5 separate regions of the Homo sapiens genome follow, and all the other regions are linked to region 3. Evidence: chromatin loops called from intact Hi-C (ENCODE). Cell type or tissue: MCF 10A. All regions are shown on one strand. Region 1 has its middle 240 kb from the start of SHOX2. Region 2 has its middle 120 kb from the start of VEPH1. Region 3 overlaps SHOX2 (SHOX homeobox 2). Region 4 overlaps RSRC1 (arginine and serine rich coiled-coil 1). Region 5 has its middle 270 kb from the start of VEPH1.

Region 1 (5,000 bases), 230 kb before region 3:
ATGGGGGGCTGAAGGAGGGTGTAGAGTGTTGAATAAAAAGAATAGGATGGATATGAGTGCCATCAAATGTGAAAAACTGAAAAATCTAGGTTCTGGTTGGTATATGAGTGACAAGGGAAAGCCAAAAATGTAACCTCCCTGATGATAGAAATGGAGCCATCCAGTGAGGGAGCTGGTTTGGGAGAAAGAGAGAAAAGTCTGTTTTAAGTATATTAAAGCATTTAATTTAGGTGATGCTGGGACATTCTAATGAAAATGGTCTACAGAAAGTGAGATAGCTGAGATTGGAGTTCAGACATTGGGTTAGGACTAAAAGATACTGATGTTGTGGGTTACCTACAGAGAGTGGGTCTAAAGTGGGATGGTTTGCTAAGGGTAAGAATGAACAGAGAGAGAGGAGCAGATGTGACTCTCACCCTAATAGAGGTGTCTGCTGTAGTTGTTCCCTACTTATGACCATCCTCCATAGGAGTCTTAGCCCTGACCACTTAATTTCTGCCCCTAAACTAAGTATGATAATAACATTAGAATCATCTGGGGACTTTATGAAAATACAAGTATATAGCTTCCCACTCCCAGATATTCTGACTTAATTGGTCTGGGGTCCAGGCATTTGAGATACTTCTAAAGCTCCCTGTGTGGTGATAGTATGATGGTTTTGTTTAAAAATGAAGTCATCATTTTTAGAGATACAAAATGAAATATTTGGAGATGAAATGATATTATGTCTGGGATATACTTCAAAATAATGAGGCAGGTGTGGGAAATGGATAAAGTATAGAAAAAAGATTGGCCATGAGTTGACAACAGTTGAAGCTGAGTGATGAATATGTAAGGATTCATTATATTTTCTTGCTACTTTCACATACATTTGAAATTTTGCCTGACAAAAAGTTTAAAAATAAATCAATAAAAGCTTCCCAAGCAACTCCAAGGTGGACCCAGTGTTGAGGACCCCCCCGGGATATAAGTGGAGTTTTTTTCCTGGATCCTTTAACTCCATCAGCTATCACTGTCAAACTTCCATGAAAATCCCCTACCAGACTGAGAGCAAAGCTTTCTTGCTTCTTCTATTTTTTTTCTTATCTAGAGCTGAGGACAATATAGCAATCTGAACTCCCATTTCAAATTCCCTACAACAAAACTGACAGTACTGGGAGAATTGCTTGTGGAGATGGAAGAATTACCCCCAGCTGCATTTTAAAATCCCTGATTACAGATAGCAGAGACAACATACCTGATACATTTGTTCTAAATCCTGTGATTGAAAAATAAGCACTTCTTAAAATTGTTCTACTGTACACACATGCTTCCAAAAGAGATGAATTATAATTCTCCTTCCCAATTCATCCATACATACTAGGTAAAGAAAAGGAGACAACTCACAAACAACTAAAATTCAGATAAAACCCTGCTTACTGTTATAAATAAGGCCCCACTCAGTTTAGTTCCACTTTTCCCGTGTATATTTCCTTAGAACAGCATTTTAAAACAGCAAATTGAGCTCCTTCAATCAATTGGGACCAGTTGGTGAATCAGGAGCACTGACTTTTTAAAAAACACGAAATAAAAGAGAATAGAAAAACATCACATGTGCTAGCGTATAAGTAATTATATGTATATGTGTGTGTGTGTGTGTGTGTGTGTGTGTGTGTTCACTTGGCCTTAATGTAAAATAGTCAAAATAGTTTTAAATCCACTGCTTTGAATTTCATTTCTTATGTTCAATTTCACAGTAAACCCTCTTTCTTTTCATTTGAGGAGGAAGCAGGGAGGTCTGGAGTTGGGACAGACCAGGGTAATGGAAGACATCAAGAATCTGAAAGATGAATGAGATCAAGACTTAGAAACAGGCAGTCAAGGGAGGAAAAACAAGTAGCAAAGCTGGATCTGGCAAGTACAGTAGGTCAAATACGACACTGAAGATGCCAGGCAAGTCCAGTTGAAGGACTAGGTTCCATGTCTCTGGAATTTCTATATTAGAGGGAGCTCAGAAGTGGCAATCTCATTGGAAGGGGTGTTGGTGGCTTAAAGCTGTATGTGCATAGTAAACTTGGATTGTATCTTCTCAGGGTGGGTCTATTAAGTTGTGATGAAAATTATGAGGAAACTAAAGCACCCCCAACCCACGCCACCAAGTCATCCCCTTGGTACCACCTCTAGACCAAAGGAAACAGATGTCAAAGTCTAAATGAATTCTGAGGCCCAGGCCCCAGATGAAATTCTTACCCTGGCCCTGCTGCTTCTCCAGCTGCCTTCAGGAATGCCCTCCCCCACCAGCAGGGGGCGTGGCAGCCTCGGAGGAGGCCCACTCACTGGCCACCCCACAGGGAGTTCTGCGTGAGACCTAACAACTACCTGAAATAGGCCACTAACAAAGCCGACAGGGAGTAGAAATTGATGTAAGAGATATTACCGAGGTGGAACTGACAGCTCTTAAATTTGCTGGAAGTAGGGGGTTGGGTAGTAAGATAGACAGAGCACTCTGAGATGGCTAAGCAATGTGGAGTCTGAGTTACTGGGTGGTCTTCCCTTTGGACAGGCTGCGTCCCAAGGTCACAGGGCTACAGTGAGTTACTCACCGGGGACAGCCTGAGTGAGTCTATTAGAAACAACTCAGGAAGACATAATGGGATTGAAGATCTCCACTGTGAGGGTCAAAGAACTGGAGCAGAAAATTTGCTTTACAATAATCAAAGACTATTAGGACCGTCATGCTGCATCATAATAATATATCCAAATCCTGCATGTGGCCACATGAGACAAGGTCTGTAAATCCACTCAGCCCAGTACACGGCTCCTAATAGAGGGTCAGTCTATGCTAGTTTCATTCCAGTGTATCATGTCCAGTCACCAAAACATGGACATCATACCATTTGAGTCTCAAAACAACCATGTAAGAGAAATAAAAGAATAACGTTAACTCCATTTTAGAGTATAAAACTAAGGCCTCCCTCATTTAAGTGATGTTTCACAAACCCAATAAGGAGGGTTTTGACTTTTAACTTAAGTTTTCTACTGCCTCACTTTGTGGAAAACCAGCATAGGGAGTTTACTCCAACATTCAGGACCAAGGAAACATGGATCAGTTCCTGAGAAATAAGAAATCATTGGTATCAGACAAATTCAAGTAAGCAGCTCCATGTATGTGGCTAAGTAAGTAGTGGATTATTTAAACTCTTGCAGAGATATTGCTTATCAGCTGACAACAAACCTGAGGGTGCAAAACAAAGCCTCAGAAGCAAACAATCGAAGAGGAAAACAATCTGGCAAATATCATTAAACTATTTTTAAAATAGTGTATCTTTTAAACTAAGGGATGTTGTACAAATACTTTTATATTTTATTCACATATTTGTTATTGCATTTTTCCTATTCTATATTTGATTTGTTCATTATAAATTGAAGTTAAATATGCAAATACAGAAGCCCCTGCCTCCTGGTACCTGAAAAGGTTTTAAGTCCCCTTAAAATATCGACGTATCGACATTATAAGTAGTGAAGGATAAAAGTTTCTTTTTTTTTTTTTTTTTGGAGATGGAGTCTCACTCTATTCCACCACGCCCAGCTAATTTTTGTATTTTTAGTAGAGACAAGGTTTCACCATGTTGGCCAGGCTGGTCTGGAACTCCTGACCTCAGGTGATCTGCCCACCTCGGCCCTCCAAATTACTGGGATTACAGGCGTGAGCCACTGCTCTTGGCCTGATAAAAGTTTCTATTATCACTTCAACACCAAAAAGAAATGAAACTAAAATGAGAAAAAGAAAACAAGTCTGATCCTATATATAACAAAGTATAGATGACAATTGCAACTAGTTGCCAATTCTTGGAAGGAACAAAAAAATGTATCAGGTGTTGATTGGTTTCTCTGGATTTAATACAGCTTTCATTCAAACCAATAGCAAAATAACAGCATTCTTCACTTTATCCATGCCCAGAAGATCCCAGGAAAGGTCAGAAATTTTCACAAATATACCCAAGAACTTCAGCAATTTTTCCAGGAAAATAAAATGAGGCTTCAATGATTTTCTTTTGAATGTCCATGGTGAAGTCATCCCTGTTGACTTTCTCATTGCTAACCCTGACAGATCCTCATTTGTCAATGATTTTACATGTGATTCAAATAGTCTTCAAACATCACTTTTCTCAACTTCATGAAATCTTGCACATTTTGCAAAATTTCCCATTTCCCTCTGCCGTCAATTTCCCTTGTGTTTTCACATTATTGTCAAGGGTTTGTCACATCAGGAAACCAGCAGGAGCCAACAGACAAGGATGCTGATGCCATGAGCAGAGATAGACACTAATGTTGAATGGGAGCTAATAGGAGGTCATTTATTAATGTTTTATGTTACAATAACTTTTACTCAAGACTAAAGAAGCTTAGATATTGGATACTCAGATGATGTTCTCTCGTAATTACTTTGTCTTGCATCCATGTGGTAAGTGTGGAATGAGATAGCCCATGCCTGCAGAATCTGAGGAACTCATGTCCAAAGCCTGTCCCTTTCCACCGCCACACACCGTCTCCATCACAAGTCATACTCATCACCTGGCACCACAGAGAAAGGTGTGAGGGTATATTCAATAGCCCCAGTAGGAAATCATTGTACTCACACCCCAAATCATATGAGAAACATCTAGTCATAACGCTGACCTGACCTGCTCACAAGGGCTCCATCCTATGGACACCAGCACTGTTGCCCAGGCCTGCTCTGGGTCCCAGTCTTCCTAGTGCTGTCCTTTGGAGACACATAACTTGGCTTCTCTCTTACCAGCTGGGCAAAGAGTGAAGATGGTAGCTCATAGGAATTAGTAGATGTGAGGAAAAGGAATCACTAGTCCTATCTGCTATGATCCATGAATAGGGACAGTTTTACATGTGTGTCTAAGGAAGGCAGTTTAGAAGAAAGGAAGATAAGGCCAATCACATGAGCATTTCAGCTCATATTCTTGAGAACCAGAGACATCAATAGAATTAGAACTCTAGGCCTGGGA
Region 2 (5,000 bases), 480 kb before region 3:
CTTCCCATGTGGAGCCCAGGCTTCCTGTCCCAGCTGGCAGTGGAATCTGCATTTCCAAGATCACAGAGACCCAGGCTCAAGCTTGGTGTTGCCACTTATAAGTCAAGTGCCCTCTGGCAAGGAACTCACTCGTTCTGAGCCTCAGTTTGCACCTGTGTTAACACTGGGTAACATACCTGTATTTCAGGGTTGGTGTCAGGGCTGGATGAGACAGCATACACAGACCATGGGCATGAGGCCCAGGCTGGGGCTCAGTGAAGAAGAAGGTGGAGTTTCATCTCAGGCTCCCGCAGTCCATGTGAACCCACGTGGACACTGCTCTATGCATATGTGGTGCTTCTCTGCTATGAAGGCCTCAGCCCCTGGGCCCCCTCAGGCCCAGCTTTCCCCAGCAAGTGTTTCTTCTGCTTCAGGAGAAGCCTGCCTTCAGGGGGGCCAAAGCCACATTGTATGCCCACTGGGTTGTCCTTTGCACGGCTTTAAGAAGCAGGATTCTACTCTGTTTCTGATATCCCATAATAAGAAATGATATATTTTGATACTTCTTTGATTTAATGGGTCTTTAGTATGCATGAGCTAGAATTTTGGAGACCATGACTATAATTTGGGGCTTGTAGGTAAGTACAGGTCGGAGGCTGGACATAATTCACCACCTCTGTGTGTCCTTGGGTCTTCCATGTGTCCCACTCATTCTTTGGCGAAGATTGCTTTAGGATGTTCTATTTGCTTCCTTATCTCCATGCCCATCTTCTGAATTCAGGCAAAGAATAATTCCACTTTAAAAGTTGCTTTAAGAAGCCACACTCCATGGATGAGGAAAATGGAGGTCGAAAGAGATTTAAGTAACACACGCAGGTAATTACAGAGGGTGAGTGGCAGATCCAGAGCAGTGAACAGACCCTGAGTTCCCAGAGTAGAATCTTTTTCAGCTCATGTTGCTATTGGCCTGCATCCGTGAGATGTTCCCGTGTCCATATGCTTTCTATACAATTCAATGTTTTTTCTTCAAATTGACTCATATTTTTATTTCAATAAATTTATCTTAAAGGGAAATTTTATATCATGACTTTATGAAAAGGCGGTATCACTTGCCATTAATAGGAAGTTATTAACTAAAGACAATGCAAAATAGTAAATGAAATTTTAACTGTATATTGTTGCCTGGGCAAAGAAAACATGCTGGAAATCCGTTCTCTTTTATTAGAAAGGATGATTGGCAGGTTTCAGGGATGTTAAAGACCTAAGAGGACAAAACTGAAACTGATTCTGGACCTGATTCCAATGCTATCTAATGTCATCAGTGAGAAGAATTTTTCTCCAATACAATCAGTAGTATAATTCTCACACTTGGAGACCACTGCAGTGGACAATGTAGCCACATCAGATCCCCTTGTTTCTTTAGAGGTCAGCAGACTCCTTATCTTTCCTTGCCCAGCAAGCTCCATCAAGAATATTAAACTTAAAAACAGTTCATAGACATTTTGTTTAGTGACCAAATACCCAATGAACGCCTGACTCCCTTTCATTTTCTCCTGTTGAAGAATACATGTTGAATTTAAGCATACATTTTCATAAATTTTCTTATGGACTATTTTTTCACCTCAGAAACAATGTCAAGGTAATTAAATTTTAAATAATAAGTCAGGGAAGTTGTTCTCAGCAATGGAAAATGCTGTGATTTAAATTGCCAATATACAAATACTTTTAGTTCTTGAAAACCACTGCCAACTGTGCCTGCCGGAAGTTATATGCTCAATAGCTTGCTATGATTGATGCAGGCATTAGTCATTAAAAAAAAAAAAAAAAAAAGGCGAACTAAGTAATTTGCATCCAAAGGATGACATCAGTAACACCATGAACTTGTTGTTCTAGAAACTGACCACTAGATGGAGAACTTGCAATTCAAAAATAAAATAACTCAGCCTCTTCGGTGCAAACATTTTACCAAAGGATCTATTGTACTTACAAACCTGCATCTACACAAGCGAGAAGGTACTACTTGCCCTGAAGATGGTATTCTTTTCTTTTCTACCAGACTTTGATATTCCTCTCCCTCTTTCCTCAGGACAGGTCACTTCTCCCCACAGTCGGTGTTTCTGTGTGAGTTCACCTTTAAAACTTTGAGCATGTCATTATTGTATTCCCAGCCCTGTAACTGAGTAGAAAAATGTGTTCCTTAAGATGTGGTCTCTTTCTTCCCCCTGCCTTGACACTACTCACTCCTGAGCACAAGGGCTTCACATCATCAAGTCTCATTCCTGAATGCGAATCCAGTGCAGCCTGCAAGAGCACCTTGATTTGTAGGAAATTTTTTTCTTCTCCATGAATTACACACCATCTTTATTCTCCGCTATGATAACAGCAGTAAATCCTCTTTAAAGTTTTTTTTTAAAGAAATTCCATATCAATGGAGTGGTTGTTCTTTTACCAACTCTTTAAATATGGCTATAATGAGATATATGAGCCCAGTTCTCAGAGTGAGGACAGGATGTAGGAGTGACACCTTCATGCAATAGGGTCTAAAACAATAGAATACATTGAGATCATTGCAGCAAATCAGTGAGTTTATTTGGAAGTTCTAATTTAGGGCTATCTCTTTCCCCCATGGCTAATGGTGTGTATGTGCATGTGTGCATGCATATGTGTGTGTGTGTGCATATGCGCGCATGTGTGTGCGTGTGTGTGTATTGGTGTGGCATAAAGGGAGAGGGCAGAAGAACTGAAACATTTACTTATTTTCTTTCTATATAAATAGGCACGTGAACAAAATCAAGCACAAAAGAGATTCTTTGTGGCTGGGGTTTCCTGGCTGCAGCCCCAGAACCTAAGAACCCAAAGCTCCATTCCCAAGTGGACTCTCCTAATTTGCTAAATAACCTTGGGCAAGTCATTTAACCTTCCCAAACCTCAGCTTCTCCATCTATAAAGGAGGATGCAGAGCGCTGTCTCTTCCCAGCTTCTCCGGGAAGTTGTGAGGATTAATGATAAGAGAAAGGCAGTCAAGGGTCTGGAGTTTCTTTAAGAAAGGTGCTGCTTACCCTTGGATGAGAGTCCTAAAAATAAAAGAATAAACACCAGCAGTCCAGGCCAAAGTCGCAAGGGCTGTGTGCCTTGTGGTTTCCACATTTTCTATTCCTCAAAGAGGGTTGGCGGGGACCAAACAAAACAAAACACCTAATAAAGCCTTTGTCTGACAAAATTCTCACTGGATTTTTATCCGATTACTCTGTGTCTATAGATGAAATAATTTTTAAACGTCCTGAAAAAACTGAAAGGAAAAAATGTCTCTGCCCAAAGACGCCAGGCATTCCTGCCTAGCCCTTCATCGCATGGAGAGGAAAGAACTCCTCTGACAATTAGCCTTCTATTTTGGTGACAGTAATTATCACCATTAGGGGCTTTGCTTTTGCTCTTATGATGAAATATATATTCATGCTGCAGAGGCTCCAATCTGAGGACTATTTGGGCAGAACCCAAAATGCAAGGAAAGGATCGATTTTAACCTATTTTAAAACATTTGATCTAATTTGATATTTCTAGTTTTCAACGGCTTACAGCAAATAGATGAAAATAAATGTCTTGTCACATGTTGTGCTGTGGACTATGCCTTTCGGTTTTCAAAGACTCCTGAAAACAGGAGGAGAATCCTCTATTAGTGTGTCCGATGCCTCAGGATTTTCCAGCTGTCGTTGTTCAAAGGTCTATCTTTTGGAGCCTGGTGGAATGACCAAGTGGATTATTTGCTCTAAAATTCTGTAAGTGATCTGTTTCTGAGTCTTTTGGCTAAAATAATAAAAAGGGATGGGGCAGAGAGGGAAGCAGCAAGCCCACACAAGTATTTGTGGGTGTATATGCATTCTTGTGCATATTTTCAGGCCAGACATATAATTCTGATTATTTGGAGAGGAGGAGTGCTGCTACTAGCCTCCTTTTGAGAAGTCTAATTCTTGTAATGGCCCACTGCATTCATGAAGGCTTTCGTCTCTAAATAATTAATTTGCCTTTATGCAAGCGTATTTGCCTCTTACAAATCCTAAAACACAACACTGAGGACCCAGGCTCAGCAAACCCGCTTTCAAGCACATAAATAATTGCCTTGGAATAATTAACAATTAACCTTGGTAAAAGGAGAGCTAAACATTAGTATACTATATTAATTCAAAACAGATATTAGCTGTTTGGTGTTAGAAAATGTTATAAACCTATATACAGTTATAAACCTACATGGTCAGTAAGTTTAGTTAGCTGGAATATGTTAACTAGTAGTTTTGATGTAAATATTTAACCCATTTGCTTCAATCTATTTCACAAGCATTTATGCAAACTGGCCTTTTTTTTTTTTTTAAATGAAGGCCCTGAAATCAAGAAGAACTGGGATTGAGACTATAAATGGCTTATCAGGGTTCCTCACTCCACCTGTAGCAAAACTCAGCACAGATGGTCTATGACAATGGATGAACAGCATATTCTTCACATGTAAAGAATTTGGGTGTGAAATACACATAAGCAAAATTTCATCCACTGGGCTGTTGGATTCATGGTGGGGAGGGTTTTTTGTAAAGAAATATACTAAGACAGACCGGGCACAGTGACTCACACCTGTAATCCTAGCTACTCAGGTGGCTGAGGCAGGAGAATCACTTGAACCCAGGAGGCCGAGGCTGCAGTGAATTGAGATCACGCCGCTGTACTCCAGCCTTGATGACCAAGTGAGACTCCATCTCAAAAAAATATATACATAATATAGTGACCAGCCTGGCCAATATAGTGAAACTCCATCTCTACTAAAAATACAAAAAAAACAGCCAGGCATGGTGGCACATGCCTGTAGTTTCAGCTACTCAGGAGGCTGAGGCAGGAGAATTGTTTGAACCTGGGAAGCAGAGGTTGCAGTGAGCCGAGATCATGCCACTGCGATCCAACCTGGGCAACAGAGGCAGACTCCATTGTCTCCTCTGTTGAGAGAGCCATGGAACAGATTCTCCCTCAGAGCCTTCAGA
Region 3 (5,000 bases):
TGTTTAAAATAACTTAATACACTAGAAAAAAATATGTCAAATATAAATAATTTTGTTTTCATGGAGAACAAATAGTTACAAAGCTCAACCGCATACCAAAGTTCAGTTAGAAGAGCTTTTCCTCTTTCTTGTAAATTAGAAGGTAAAACAAAAACAAAAACAAAACCCCACAAACTTAGGCTTGCTAGCGAATTGGGATACAGACTGGCTTAGTCCAAGGTATCCCAGTTTAAATAGCTACATGAATTGAAACAAACAACCAAAAGAAAAAAAAAAACAAAAAAGAAACAAACAAACAAAAAAAAAAGGTTACTTGAATAGATACACCTTTGTGAGATAAAATGCAAATGTTGAAAGTCAGTCCACACATTATAGTCAAAATAAACTTTGTTCGTGTGTATCAACATATCTTACACAAACCTAGTGCCTGTATCTAGCTGGGTGTTATTTAAGGTGAATTTGACGGGATAGAGAGGGGGAAATAAACCACTGTCTTCAAATAGGACTTCAGGAAACCAACAAGAAGGAACACAAGAAAAGGGGAATGGTGGGAACTAATACTGATTGAGCGCCTACTGTGTCTGGCACAGCGAGGCGCTGTACCTTCATTATTTCATTTGGTGGTCTTGTTTTCTTTTTCCTTTCCCCACATATTCTGCCCACCTCTGTCTTCTTAGGACAATGAGTGTAATTTTTTCCCTTTCTGACTTTTTTCTTTTGTTCCCCAGGATCAAAGACAGGGCAAATATATATATATATATATATATATATATATATATATATATATGGCAAATATATGATATATATATATGGATATATATATATCAATTTCCAGATACTTTTGGTATTGTTTTTCATAGTGAAGATGAAAATGGAGTGAGTGCATGGGAGATAAGGGGGTGGGAGGAGACACACCATCAATGGAATACAAGTAACATGCAAACCGGAATTTACTGTCAGCAGTCCAGACAGTTTTGCCATAATAATTTCTCAGAGAAATCATTGTCTGTGGCATTTTTTTGTGTTAATATTATTTTTCTCTCTCCTCGTTTTAATATTTTCTCTTTTCTTGCTCTTCCATACATGGTGGGTTTAAACTCAAAGCATCTGATTCAACGTAAAAGGAGGCCCGCCTCTCTCATCAAATTTCTCGTGTTAACGTGAACTTCGCAGAAAAAGGTCAGTTTCAAAACCTGTGAACTTCCCAGCTGCGCACTTTTTTCATCTTAGTTTTTTAAATAAGTATACCTCTTCTTTCTGCTTTGCCTTCTTAGCGCATTTTTAAAAACACACATTTAAGTTGGTAACTCCCCCCAGTCTCTCGAGAATCGTCTGGGTTGTTTTTCCATATTTTTAAATGTATAAAATACTTTAATTTTAAAATTTGTTTTTGCTCCTTGGTTCTCCAATTTCAGCTTCTGCCAAATAGCAGTTAAGAAATAAGTTCCCTTCCTCTTTTTCTCTCCCGTTTGTCTTTCGATTTTTTTGTTTGCTCATTTTTTCATTGTTAACAAGATTTTTTTTTCTATGCAAGAGTCCATCGTTGCAGCTTTGCGGTGAGCCAAACTCCGCGGTTCCAGCACTCCCCTGTCCAGTCTCTCTCCAGACTCCCCCAAACCCGCTCCTACAAAACCCAATTCTAGGCCCTCGAGTAGGAAAACGGGCAGGAGCCACGGAGCCTGCGTGCCTCGTGAGATCCCTGGTCCTGCGTGGAGTCTGGCTTTCCGAGTCCAAGATGCGATAGGGGACGAGGGATGGTCAGTGAGGCGGGAAGAGGGCCGGCTCCCGAGGTCTCAAAGGGGTAACGGAGAAGCAGCGGGGCGCGGAGGGCGTGCAGGCTGAGTGCCGCGGGACAGGCGCGACATTGGTGCTGGCGTTGGCGTCACAGACCCAGGGCTGCGGCGTGCTTTTTGGCTTTCAGTCTGAGATCGGCGATGCTGGAGTTCTTGCTGGTGGTCTTGGCGGCTGCTGCGGCCGCCACTACCGAGGCGGCGGAAGCCGAATCCGCGGCCAGCGTGGCGAGCGGCAGTCCGAAGGGCGGTGCTGGGAACATCATGTAGGGCGCGTGCGCGGCCAGGTGCGGATGCAGGTGGTGGTGCGCGTGCGCCACAGCGCTGTCCAGCTGCAGCTGCGCCTGAACCTGAAAGGACAAGGGCGTCACGTTGCAATGACTATCCTAGGGTGACAACAGAATAGAAACAGAGCATTAACGGCGTCCAGCTTGGCCAGAGAGAGAGTTGGGTTGTGTTTGGGCACGGGGAGAGGGCATTTGGCTGTGCATCTTGTTCCGACAGTGACCTTCTCAGCCTGTTGCTGAATCTGGGGTTCCACATGGATACTCCAGTGTCCCCTGGGTCTCCGAAACTCGCTTAGGGTAGGCTTATTTCCCCGGACCCCGGGAACCCCCTTCTGCAGGAATGTGGCCGTCTCCCCTGGGAACTGGGCTGAAATGGTATATTGGAAAGACTGCGGGTGAGGACCCTTACCCTCTTCTCTTGATGCTGCCATGCATCTCTTACCCCACTACCAAAACAACGGAGTATCAACAAGCAAACTACGCAACTTTTTAATGTCATTCAGGGAAGTTACTCCATCTTCACCACAATAGGCACAATTGTGAGTCGGTACTTCTAACCTTTATTGCCATAACAATTACCCAGGGATCTCGTTAAAATTCAGATTCTGATTCGCAAGGTCTAGGTTGGGGCCTGAGATTCTGAATTTCTAACAATCTCCCAGACGGTGTTGTTGCTGCTGGCCCAAAGATTACCTTTTGAGTAGTAAAGGTCTCCTTTTAAAGTCACCCCTCCCTCTTTCTTCAGTCATTCTCTCTTGTTTCCAAAGCCAAGCATCAGGATGCCAGAGTCCTGTGGCACCAAGAGAGCTAAGATCTCCCTAACACCGACTCTCAATTCATGGTCACACCTATCTGTCTCCCCGGTCCAAGTCACTGGAGACTGAGAGCTAATTCATGACATCACAGGCATGCCAAGCAGGGGTCCTGGCTGAGGATAGGGAAGGTCAGACACTGGTTGGGAAAGGATTTCGCCCTCAGGCTTGGAAAGTGGGGAGTTCAGAGCACTGGGATTTCCCAGGATTAAATCATTGCTGCAGGCTGTCCTTTTAAAATGTACTCTTAAAGGTTTCTTTATGGCTAAGGGATTGCAAAGGCAGGGCAGCCCTGGGAAGACCAAGACTTCTCTCTTTACCAGAGATGAAGCTTTGTTTGCAGAAACAGATTTAAAAACAAAAGAACGAAAAAACAAAAGTATGAGCTGGGAGTACTTGTGTTTATTTTTCTTCTGTCAGAGTTATTTAATGTGACTAAGAGGTAGAAAATACCTAGAAAAGTATCTAGAGGGTTGCCTTAGAAATACCTTAGGACTAACCTCTGTATTGGATTTGACAAAATCTTAATCAAAAGGCTTTTCCTTCCTCTCTCTCTAAGGGCAATCTTTAGTGTATTTTTAAAGGACCAGTTACTGCCCCCAGGCCCCTTCAGGGATTCCCATGAGGACAGAAGGGACTAGGCATTCAGGCCTTTAATACCGTATAGGTTTTTAAAGGGTAGTGGGTCCACTATATCATCTCAAAATGATTCTCCAACTATGCAGACATTGACATCTGGGCTCAGAGACAGGTGATGTTCAACAGTTCAAGCAAACATTCAGGTATTTTCATATTTAAAAACAGCTTGAAACTAGGCTGTACTTGCCTGCTGAAATGGCATCCTTAAAGCACCTACGTTGACATAAGGTGCGACTCTACAAGCTTCAAACTGGCTGGCGGCCCCTATGAGAACACCTGTAAAAAGTACAAGAGAAAAATAATGTGAGGTTAACGTTTGTAGCATTTTTCAGGGTTCCAAAGGGTACAAGACAGAACGAATTCCTTTGAAAATGGACTATTATCTTTCTAAACTGCATCCAAAATTTAAATAAATGTAACTTACTCCCAAACTTTAGGACTCCATTAACAGCCTTTGAAGATTATTAAGTCAAGAACTATTGTCATTTTTGAGGTTCCTTTTTTTCTGTCATTGTAATAGTAATATTCACTACTTCTCTCTTTGCTCAGACTATCAAATGTTCCTTGTATAAGAAGCATACCTTTATGGAGTTGATTTTCTTGTTTTCTACATTTAGCTCTTCGATTTTGAAACCAAACCTATAGGTTGGAGGGGGAAAAAAAATAAAACCTAGATGTTATGACTAAAAATTTTTTTAAATTACAAAAGTACAAAGAGAAAAGAGTCGTGGTTTAGACAAGAATTGGGAGATACAGCAAGCAATCTTTGAATTGTATAAAACAGCCTCAAATTCCAAAGTTAAACATGTAAATTAACTACAGAAATAGAAAGATAGATTTTATAGACTTTCACAAGATAGATTACTATTAGTCCTGATTTCATCTTTTCACATAACAGAGTCCCCATGGCCTAAAACTCTGCTTGGTACCTGATACCAACATGATAATGGTTTAGATATTTGCCCAGTTAAGACCTGAGAAGAATGTGTTCATTAATAGCCTGTAATGTTAATTAGCTTCATCTTAAAGAAAAACCAAACACCAGAGCAAATAATGACTCCTTTGCGGAGAAGGAGTTGTAAGGGTTGGGGAGAGGTAATTAGTGTCATAAAAGCCTCACTACAAAGAAGTTTAGAATTTCTCTGTTCTGCTGTGCAGCAGAGTGAAACACAGTAGCAGAATAATTGTGCACCATTATCATGATAATCTAATTTGCTTCTTTAGAAAAAGCCACTGTTTGCAGTTAGGATAGTAGGAAAACATCTAGAAAATAACTAAAATGTAAATAAAAGTATGAAACAACAATAAAGTTCACTTCTTAAGAGAAAAAAAGAAGAGCACTCAGCGAAAGGAGAATGAAGTATATATAAAGCAAGTAACTCTTAGGTACTTTGTTCTCCTGGATGTTACCTGCTTAAACTTGACAACTTTTACAGGCAGTATGACAGATTTTTTAAAATTCAAATAAAGCT
Region 4 (5,000 bases), 430 kb after region 3:
ATTTCCACATCCTGGCACACCACAGGTTTACCAGAAGATGTATGAGCTAAAGCCATTTTCTACTTGCCTGAACTCAAGAATATTGCCAGCTTATTATAAACCATACTGTCAGAAATATACAGATTTATATAAGAATTGTTTAGCCAACTTCCGTGTCTTTAGTACTGTTACTAAATTAGCACTTTTGTTTATGCTGTGCTTCCTGTATCTGCTACCATTTCTTAAGTGCTTTTAATGCTTCCCTATCGCTGTGTGGAGCACAGGTTATCATCTCCCAGATTTTTGTGGCTTGCTTTTTCACATCATTTTTGCCTTCTGAAATACCACCATGTCAGAGAGTTCTTCTCTGGTTACCCCATCTGAAATAGTTTCCTTTCCTCCTTTCTAGCCCTCTAGCCTGCTCTATTTTCCTTGATATTATATTATTTACTTGTTTATTATTTGTCTCCCTCATTAAAACATAAGCTCATGAAGGAAGAAACTCTCATTCATTTCCAAGTCCTACTATGTGGAACAATGCCTGGTACATTGAATGTGCTCACTTATTTGAAAAGAGAGGGATGGAGGGAGGGAGGGAAGATGTGGGGGGGAAATCTCTCAACCACCCTATGATGTTTAGGCTATTACTATCTCCATGCCATAGATGAGAAAATGGAGACCAACACTCTTGAACCACTTGCCCAAAGCCACACAGCTGGTACATAGCAGAGACAGGGTTTAACCCAGATAGCCCAAACCCAGAGCCCTTAAAACTCACCACTGAGGGTGCAGCGCACCAGCATGGCACGTGTATACATATGTAACTAACCTGCACAATGTGCACATGTACCCTAAAACTTAGAGTATAATAAAAAAAAAAATAATAAATAAAAAAAAAAAGAAACTTAAAAAAAAAAAAAAAACTCACCACTGAAAGACATTTAATTTTTTAAGTTACAAAAACTTTTTATAATTTGACATTTTCTTCCATGAAGTTTTATTTTTTAATGGTAACTTTACTGCCCTTTAAATTTCAGTTATTCAACAAATGTTTATTGACTGCTTACTAGATAATAAAGCACACTCCACTAAGTTCTGGAGGTGACACAAAGAGGTATGTCCCCTCTAGCTGGGGAGAAGAAGCTTTCACTCAAGAAGAGATTTGCAAGGCAGCATATGCTAAAAGCCAAATGAATTATGCAAGAGGCCCTTTTACTCACAGGTGGCAAGGTGTGGCATCATCACAAAGTGGACATCAGGCATGGCCTTAAATGACAGGGAGGATTAAGAGAAGGTGAGAGCATTCCAGGTGAGAAGAGTTGAATGAGACATTTAGTGTGGATTTTGTTTTTAATAAAGCTTAGCCTGATGCCCAGTTCACTTTCACTTATTGAAATATTTAACAAATTCTTCTTCATTGATACAGTCACATTAACATTATTCCTATTACTTAATCTGATATAGTAAGCAGTTTAAGGTGAGTTTGTCTTGGATCCCGTCCAAAGTGGAGTTCCTTTCAGACACTTCAGGAGCCTCGTCCGCATATGTAACATGGTCCTGTAGCATAAGCTTCCCAGAAGACTAATAGAAAAGCCCTATTCCACTTAAGGAGTTTTCTCATCTTTTAAATTATTTGTGTATATCAGTTCTGGAAATTTGTTCTCGGTGATATTGGTCTCGAACAACCTCAAAATGTTGGAGTTGGATAGATTTATAATGCTTGCCTTGTATGTGTTTTAAAAGAAACATTTAAAATGTACTGTTTTGAAAGGGAAAACAATTGGATGTGCTCACTTATTTGAAACCTGTGTTCATGAGAAATTTAAAACTTTAGAATTCCAATTAAGCTTTATGAGATGTTTTGTCCACAAATTTTATTGAATAGCCAGCTTTACCATACAAACATATTGTTGTTTGCTTTTTTGTTGTTCTTGTAAAGCACTTAAAAATACTTTACATTTCAAAGTTTTTTATTATCTGTCTTGTAACATAAGAAGGAATTTTTTTAATGTTTTTATTGTTGACTATAATTTGAGCTAATTTAATATGAAAATAAGATAATCTTTTGTATTATTTATGTATTTGTAGCAATATTATTAGTATATATTTTTTTCCTGGAATAGTAACATAAGTAACTCAGTAACTGTGGGGCCAACTGACCCAAATTTTTTGTAACATAAAATGCATCTTTGGGAAAATTCATAAAATATTAGTATTTAAAAGGAGTCAGTTGAAGTTGCTGGTTGTTACTTGTCATGATCACATCTGGGGCAATAGTGCCATCTTCAGTTCTCAGCCTGGCATTGTTATTAGAGGAGATTGGTTTATGTTTGTAATCTACAAATGCAGTATGAAAAGACTAAAATTTTCTTTTCAAATGAAAGATTGATATGGACCTTGTCATCTTTATTTACTAGTTTTAAAATTTGTATAACATTTGGTATTTTAAAAGAAAACTCTGTGTTATAAAATGTGAAATTGTCAAATATAACTTGAAGAAGCAGGAGAGCCTAATTTTTATACTATAAACATCAACAGTAACTAATACAATTTTTTAAAAATTTTTCATCACAAAAGGAAAGTGATTTTCTATACTTTGAGTTAAGTATTGATTATTGTGGTCTGTAATGACTTGGCTTTCTGAGTCTATTATTTTTTATTTTACTATGAAGTATATATCCCTTCCATTAACATCTAGCAGAAAACATTTTATTTACAAATAATATGTTTATTAAAAAATCATCAAGTACTAATGGTGTGTTTCCTTCATGTTTACCATGTAAATGTTTTAAAACATCCCATATTAATTCTCCCAGTAACTTTGTTACTTGTCTTTAATTTTACTTCATGGCTAATGAATACAAGATACTGTGTGTGTTGGGCATTTATGCAGCACATATAAACCATAACTCATTTTAAATCACATTTTCCCAATCTTAAAATTGGCACAAAATTGTTAAATGACAAATTGACATGAAAAACTTAAGAAACTGAATTTAAAACAACGTAATATATATTATTGATATGTTTTATTCTGCTTCCCAAAGTGACAGGGTTATACTCAAGACATACATTTGTGGTCACTGACATGAGAATTTTGAGTAAGAAGCAATTTAAAACATTTTTATGTCTATTTTCATACAATAGAGCTGAGGTACTGTAAAGCTGAAAATGTAAATCTCCTGTGAATCTTTCAAATTTTAATTTAACATGCGTTTACAACCAGTAAAATGATTCCCACATTGAAACAAAAAAGCTATGTTGGTGTATTTTCATATTGTGAGTAAGGCAAACTGGCTTTCTCCTATCTGCTCTGTCACTTTGTTAGTTCTGAAGTGATCTTTAAAGAAACACAAAGATAATGATGTTTTTCTGTAATCTTTCTCCTTCTTTCCTTTATAATTTTTCCAATGCTATTTTGTTAAGCATTGGTTTTGGCAAGCCTCTATGATAACACTTTTATTTGTATTAGGAGCTGGTTGTATGTCCAAATTTAAAGCTACAAACACTGCAAGCTTTAGACATCAAGTACTGTTTGTGAGGTCACCTCTGACATTTAATACTAATGATTTCCTTTACAACTCCAAATAGAGAATATGTTTAGAGAAAAAATTCAAGTGGTCCAACATTTCATTCATATGAGACATCATCCTGAAGTCAGAAATAATGTCTTTTGGTTGGGAATTAGTGACTGTGAAATAATTCTAGTGAAATTAACTAAGACCTATACAGACAAATGTAGTTTTCATATTGACATTGAAGTTGGATTACACAGACTAGTACCCATTATGACTTTCCTTTGCCATATTAACATTATTATATATGTAATTAATAAAAAATTTATCTACTTGTATGGGATGTGTTAATATTAATAAATTAGCTGGGCAAAGAATCTTCTCTCATTTCACATGCTCAATTAGTACATTGCATAATTAAAATCTAGAGGAGCTTTCATTGTATAAAGCATGTGGGACTATTTACTCTTACATGGCACTCTGACAGTGCTTGGTTTTATTATGTGGGAAGATATATTCTTCCAAAGGTGGGAGTATTGGCTGTGGTGGCTGCTACTTGCAAGCATTTCATTCTCATCTGATTATTTCTCACAAGAGAAAAGACTGGTTTCAGCTGTCAGGGACACATCTTCATAAGAGCCATCTTTCCCACAAATAGACTAGAACTTGCACAAGACTATAATCATTATAAATTGTGATTGGTCAAAAATTGAGACAAAGATTTTTTCAGATAACATTTTTGTTGAATGTATGAAACCAAATTTCCTTTAATACTCTTTATATTTATCTCTGTAACAACATTAAACCTTTCAAGGATAAAGCTGCTATAAAAATTAGTTTGCTGCAAAAAACTCCACCTTCGTGTCAAACCACTTATTACTATTGTTAAGTAAATGTGACTATTATCCATGAACCCTAAATCCCAAAATTTTTAAGTGCCTTAGCTGAGTATACAATCAATCCTAATTCAACTATGTCTTCATATCAGCTTAAAATGAATTTAAACAGCAAGGGTGTAAGTCATTATGTTACATTTTTTCTGCCCAGCTAGCATGTGAAAAAACTGAAATATAAAAATATGAAAATACAAAAATACGAAATTACACATGCACGTGGCTATTTATTAAAGCTGTAACTGTGAAAGCAGAAGACTAGAAACAACTAACCATCCATAGGCCATTCGTGGAAAAACCTATCATCAAACTATAAAATAGAATGCTATGCAATTATAAAATAGAATGCAGAACTCTCTTAGCTGCTATGGAGTGAGAGTGAAGAAATATTAAGTGAAAAAGGTAAGATACATAGTAGTATGTAGTATGCTAATTTTATGTAAGCAAGAAAAGAATATACTTATATTCTCAAAAATAAACAATGGAGGGGTAAACACAAACTTAGTAAAAATGGTTACCTCTAGATTGGAGTAAGAACTAGGGACATTCTAGACTTGTGAATGATGTTTTAAATTTTGACCTTAGAATCATGTAAATATTTTTTGCAACTAAA
Region 5 (5,000 bases), 320 kb before region 3:
GCTGTCAGGAGCGTGCAGTGAAATCAGAAACTAAAGAGTCCAGAAAGGACACACCCTTCTCCAGGAAAGGAGTTCCCAAAGATGATATTTCACTCATTTGGCCACCTCTGCTTTTAGGATGTGGACTGTCTCCCACAAAACAAGGAGGAAATGTGGGTTTCAAAGCTCAACAACAAATAGGGTTGACATTGTCAGTGTGAAGGAATGTCAAGGTGAAGCAATGTGTTCCCAACCACAATGTGTTCATGCGCACACTGACTCTTTCCAGGTCCAGCTCTTTAAATCTTCTCTATGTTCCATTTTTAATGAGCATCCTCAATGCCTGTTACCTATAAACTGCCACATCACTGAAATTCTCAGAAGGAAAAAGCAAGATTGTGATTGTAATCATTCACTCCTATGTTATCTGACCATCAAAATCTCATATTTTTAGTGAAAAGAATTCATCAAGGTTTCAGGGACTTTATAGAGGTTTATAAGTAGGAAAGTGAGGCTGTACCTGTTCAAATCTTGGGTCTTTCTGTAAGACAAAATGAACTGTGGTCCCAGCTCTACCACAGGCTTGTGCATAAACCTTGAGCAAGTGTGTGTATGCCTCCCTCAGTCTCAGTTTTCTCCTGTAGAAATGCATAGCCAGACTGAATTGTCTCTAAGGGTTCCTTCCAGCTCTGAAATTCTATAACCTAAAATTATTACATAGATGATATATTTCAATACTTAGAAGAAATTAGAAATATCAAGGGGAAAAAAATCTCTTATTTGAACATTTCTAAGACTTGGAACTCTAATTTCATAATAACCTTAAAGGCTTAAAATCCTGCCAATATTCCCAAGTTTATGTCTTTGTCGACCAGGGATGGAAGAACTAGAAGTGTCTGAGAAAATCCCAGTTTACAATGTTCTGCCCAGGGGAGTTTTATTTTTCTTAATCTTTTTTACTGATGTTAATTTTGAGGAGAATTGGGTCCAATTGTTTCTGAGTCATTTTGAAACTCAACAAAATCAATTTAGTTCCAGTTATTTGCTGTCTAATCCCAAACTCGAAAAGCTCATTTCTCTTTCAACTAGGCATTCCCTTGCCATGATTAGATACTAAAAGGTACAAGACCAAAATCTGGTTTTAGACATGGAGCCCACTGAGTCCAAAAGATTCTGAATTTGCCCAAACTTTCTTTCTCTTGACTCAGACTACTTGGCAGGCTTATATTGGGAGCATGACTGTCCTTATAGCCAAACTATGAAGTCTGCTTTTAGAACATTTGACCCAGCCTACCCTTTCTTCTCCAAAGATGTTCCTATCCTGGGCCTTCAGGAGGACATGGGTTTTTCTCGTAACATCTCCAGGCCAACCTACCATCACTTTCTGGCTTCCTTGAACCTTCATGAGGGTGGCATCACATGGCAGTTGTGTTCATTCTAAATTCCTATAGAGGGAAATTGTTAGCTAAACTTTCCCAGAGCAAGGATATTCTCTGTCTGGTTCCCATGGGCTCTCCGGTGCCAAGGTAAAGACCAGGCACACAGGAGGTGTCCAAAACATATTGGTAGAATGAATACGGCTGGGTGCAGTGACTCACACCTGTAGTCCTAGCAATTTGGGAGGCCAAGGCAGGTGGATCAGCTGGGGTCAGGGGTTCAAGACCAGCCTGACCAATATGGTGAAACCCCGGCTTTACTAAAAATACAAAAATTAGCCGGGCATGGTGGCAGGTGCCTGTAATCCCAGCTACTCCAGAGGCTGAGGCAGGAGAATTGCTTGAACCGGGGAGGCAGAGATTGCAGTGAGTCAAGATCACGTCACTGCACTCCAGCCTGGGCAACAGAGCAAGACCCCATCTCAAAAAGGAAAAAAAGAGAGAGCAAGAGAGAGAGAATGAATACACTCTACCATGAGGTGATACACACTGGAATGAAAGAAGAAGACTTACGAAAAGAATAAAATCACAGCCTCAATCCTTTAAGATTGAGCATTAGGAATTACTCCAGAAACAATTATTTTCTGGAAAAATAAGTGATCGATGTTTTATAGTTTTTCTGATTGGTAAAATTTGAATGAGAATTGAAGATTTCAAGCATGATAAGCAGCTCTGACTAGTTTAACCAAGAAACATCAATAGCTAAAGGATACTATAGAATCTCTTATTTTATCAACAGTTAGTTACGTCTATGACTGCATTAATCACTCTGATTTGTGAAAAACAGTCACTTTGACTACTTATCTTCATTGAATTGAATTTTGCTAATTGTTTTAGTGACTGTCAACAGAAACAAAATCATTTTTTTGCAACATTTCTCTTTTTTCTCAGTCAATAGTTTCTGCCTTTAGTTGGCACTCAGTTATTCAGCAGATAAACCAGAGCCTTGTGCCTTGTGTGCCAGACCCAGTTCTAGGCCCTGGAGAAACAGCAGAGAAGAATATGGACCCAGTCCCTGTCCTCATAGAACATACACTTGATCAGAAAGAGATGAATAATAAATAAACAGTTACATAAGATAATTTTGAAAAGTAAGAGCTCAAAGAAAGTAAGGTAAAAGGAAGCTGGTGCAGGTGAGCAGGCCACTGTGGGTCAGATGGCCAGGGAAGGCCCCCTTGAGGAAGGAACATTTGAGCTGAGACTTGGGAGATGACCAGGCAACCCACACAGAGATCTAGGGAAATGGCATTCCAGATGGAAGGAACAGCAAAGGCCAAACCTACGGAAGAAAGAAATTTCAAGTATTTGAGGGATTGAAAAATAAGGGCAGTGTGGGAGACAGAGATGGTGCAAGAAGAGTTTGAGAGCAAGCACAGCAGGACCCTGCAGGGTCTTATGGGCCGTAATGGAGCACGCATTGCAGGTGTGAAGTTGGAAGTGCCTAACACAATTAAAGACCACTCTGGCTGCCATGGAGGGTGGATTGTAGGTGGGCGTGTGTAGCAGCTGTTCAGGTGTGACATGAGAGTTCACAAATTCAGGTGATGGCAGTGGGGACAAAGCAAACAGTAAGAAATACCTCTGATAGGGAAAGGCAACAGGATTTGCTGACTGATTGACTACAGGGGGAAGACTCAGAGCGATGCCTCATTGAAGTTAATGAGATCTACTAATTAGGATAGCATTTTACCATAAACAAATTATTAAGCACTTTTCCTGCCAGTATCACTGTCCTGCCTTCAGGAATAAGGCTTAAAGATCATTAAAAAGGAGCCTGACAGGAGTCAGGGGACCTCTAATAATTTCTAACCATGGGGAAGGGAACTGCAGAAGTCAAGCTGTAATAATATGTCACATTTACAAAGCACATTGCTGTTTACAAAGTACTTTCATATCTGTGGTCTCCTTCACACTTTTATTTTTCTTCTATTTATATGACATTTCCAAAGAATGGAGTCATTTAGTAGGCTGATGTATTCACATAATAAAAACTGCATTCTGATGAAGAGTTTGTGACCACTCCTCTGCCTGTTATAATTTAGGAAGATTTTTTTTCTCCTAAAATCTTGCCTAATGACCAACTCATCTTCTAACAGAAATAATTTTTAGTAATTTAAAAGACACATTTTCATTATCTTTTTGTTTCAGTGCTGCCTGGAAATTACCCTGACCAGACATAAAAATAAGATTCAATTGGATTTTTAAGAATTTCAGCATTATGAAAGCTTTGAAATGATTATGCTTTTCTCTGAATGAAAAGGAAAGTCAGATTGTTATGTGTGAATTAATTAGGGCCATAACCTCCCAGGCCTGCACACAGATCAAAGCAGGTTTCTGCCCCAAAGCAGGCTGAGGGTGGGAGCTGTTTCCAAACAAGGGCTGTGATCTTTCCAAGTATATGGCCATGACCCTGTCTCAGCCAGAGAGAGCACTCGCCACAGGGCTCCGGAGTCTTGGACAAAGGTACTTGGTGGATGCTGCTTCTTCAGAAATGGAGCCAAGCAATATACCCAACCCATGTATTGTGAACCATGGGGAAAGGTAGCATGGCTGCAGGGAAGTGGCGCCCATGAGAATATACCTCCTAGACATCCCTTCCCATGAGAAATCCACATAAAGGAGAATGATCGGGGATTTTGGAGTCCAACTACTTGTCTTTGAGTTCTGGGTCCATGATGAGAATTCAGCCTCCTCTATGAGAGGGAGATAATCCACTCGTTACAGGGTTAACGAGAGGCCCAACCTGTAATGCTCTTTGTAAAATAGATGTGCAAATGATTGTTGTGAACATGACTAAACTTATCAAAGGTTATCTTTATTACATTTTATTATACATGAAAAATAAGCTGAAATTTATTGATAATTGTTCTCACTGATCACTCTGCAAGTCAATTTCGTGACCATTTACTAAGGTATGGTCCTGCATGTGTATATATATATATATATAATTCCTGTATATATATATTCAAAATGATACCATTTGAGTGTTTACTAGATTAGATAAAGTTTTTAAAAAATGTGTGTGGATGTAAACACAGTAGAAAAGCCAGATCCTGGCTATTTCATAATTATATCTGTTTCTGACTAATCATCATCACTTTCTATTGAAAAACATTTAATACTTCACAGCACTTCAGGACAAGACTTTGCTTTCAACATGAAGGTGTTGCTGTCATTCCTTATTTTTTCCTTGCTTTGTGATTACAAGTGCTGATCACAGCTCAGATCTTTGTAAAAAAAATAAACCTGCTATCATAGGTTGCATGTAATTAGTTCTAAATGTGTGGCTTATTTACAATAGCAAACTCTACATTAGGCACCACACACACTTAAAATGCCAGATATTGCCACATTTTTATGACAGCCATTAACTGAGCCAACAGCAGCAAATATTTAATGTGACAGTTATATTAACATACATCTCTGCTGATAAAGAAGCATGTCTTGTCATTTGCATTGCATGATGCAATGCTGAGCTGTATACTCCGACAAAATGATGTTCTTCTGCTTGATCTAGAAAGCCTTGAGGAAACATGGAGTTTCTGAATCCTCTACCATGTTCGCAAGTGAAGGAGAAACATTTTC

Evidence for each region. A loop is a pair of places that touch in the nucleus more often than their neighbours do. Peaks named below come from ENCODE experiments on the same cell type or tissue, not always from the same donor. Only the 100,000 strongest peaks of a DNase experiment are listed, where the experiment ranks them.
Region 1: a loop joins it to region 3, with 3 times the contacts of the local background. A loop is called at or near these places in 2 of 110 quality-filtered maps.
Region 2: a loop joins it to region 3, with 5 times the contacts of the local background. A loop is called at or near these places in 10 of 110 quality-filtered maps.
Region 4: a loop joins it to region 3, with 5 times the contacts of the local background. A loop is called at or near these places in 9 of 110 quality-filtered maps.
Region 5: a loop joins it to region 3, with 4 times the contacts of the local background. A loop is called at or near these places in 4 of 110 quality-filtered maps.

The regions. Positions count from the first base shown.
Region 1 is chr3:157,863,251-157,868,250 of GRCh38, forward strand. No RefSeq gene overlaps it. Among named protein-coding and RNA genes, the nearest start is that of SHOX2, 240 kb to the right of the region's middle. In MCF 10A, a CTCF peak has its summit at 2,304 (motif pointing right); no DNase peak of the experiment used is centred here.
Region 2 is chr3:157,616,439-157,621,438 of GRCh38, forward strand. No RefSeq gene overlaps it. Among named protein-coding and RNA genes, the nearest start is that of VEPH1, 120 kb to the left of the region's middle. In MCF 10A, a CTCF peak has its summit at 1,878 (motif pointing right); a DNase peak (open chromatin) is centred at 1,873.
Region 3 is chr3:158,096,145-158,101,144 of GRCh38, forward strand. SHOX2 (SHOX homeobox 2) reads right to left here. Exons shown (of 5, transcript NM_001163678.2): 3 at 4,110-4,167; 4 at 3,716-3,804; 5 at 1-2,140. The coding sequence ends at 1,883. Among named protein-coding and RNA genes, the nearest start is that of SHOX2, 7.8 kb to the right of the region's middle. RefSeq lists an enhancer at 1,854-2,023. In MCF 10A, no CTCF peak of the experiment used is centred here; a DNase peak (open chromatin) is centred at 2,067.
Region 4 is chr3:158,530,046-158,535,045 of GRCh38, forward strand. The region is part of intron 7 of RSRC1 (arginine and serine rich coiled-coil 1); the gene reads left to right. Among named protein-coding and RNA genes, the nearest start is that of UC.134, 5.8 kb to the left of the region's middle. In MCF 10A, a CTCF peak has its summit at 2,265 (motif pointing left); DNase peaks (open chromatin) are centred at 1,476 and 2,246.
Region 5 is chr3:157,772,256-157,777,255 of GRCh38, forward strand. No RefSeq gene overlaps it. Among named protein-coding and RNA genes, the nearest start is that of VEPH1, 270 kb to the left of the region's middle. In MCF 10A, no CTCF peak of the experiment used is centred here; no DNase peak of the experiment used is centred here.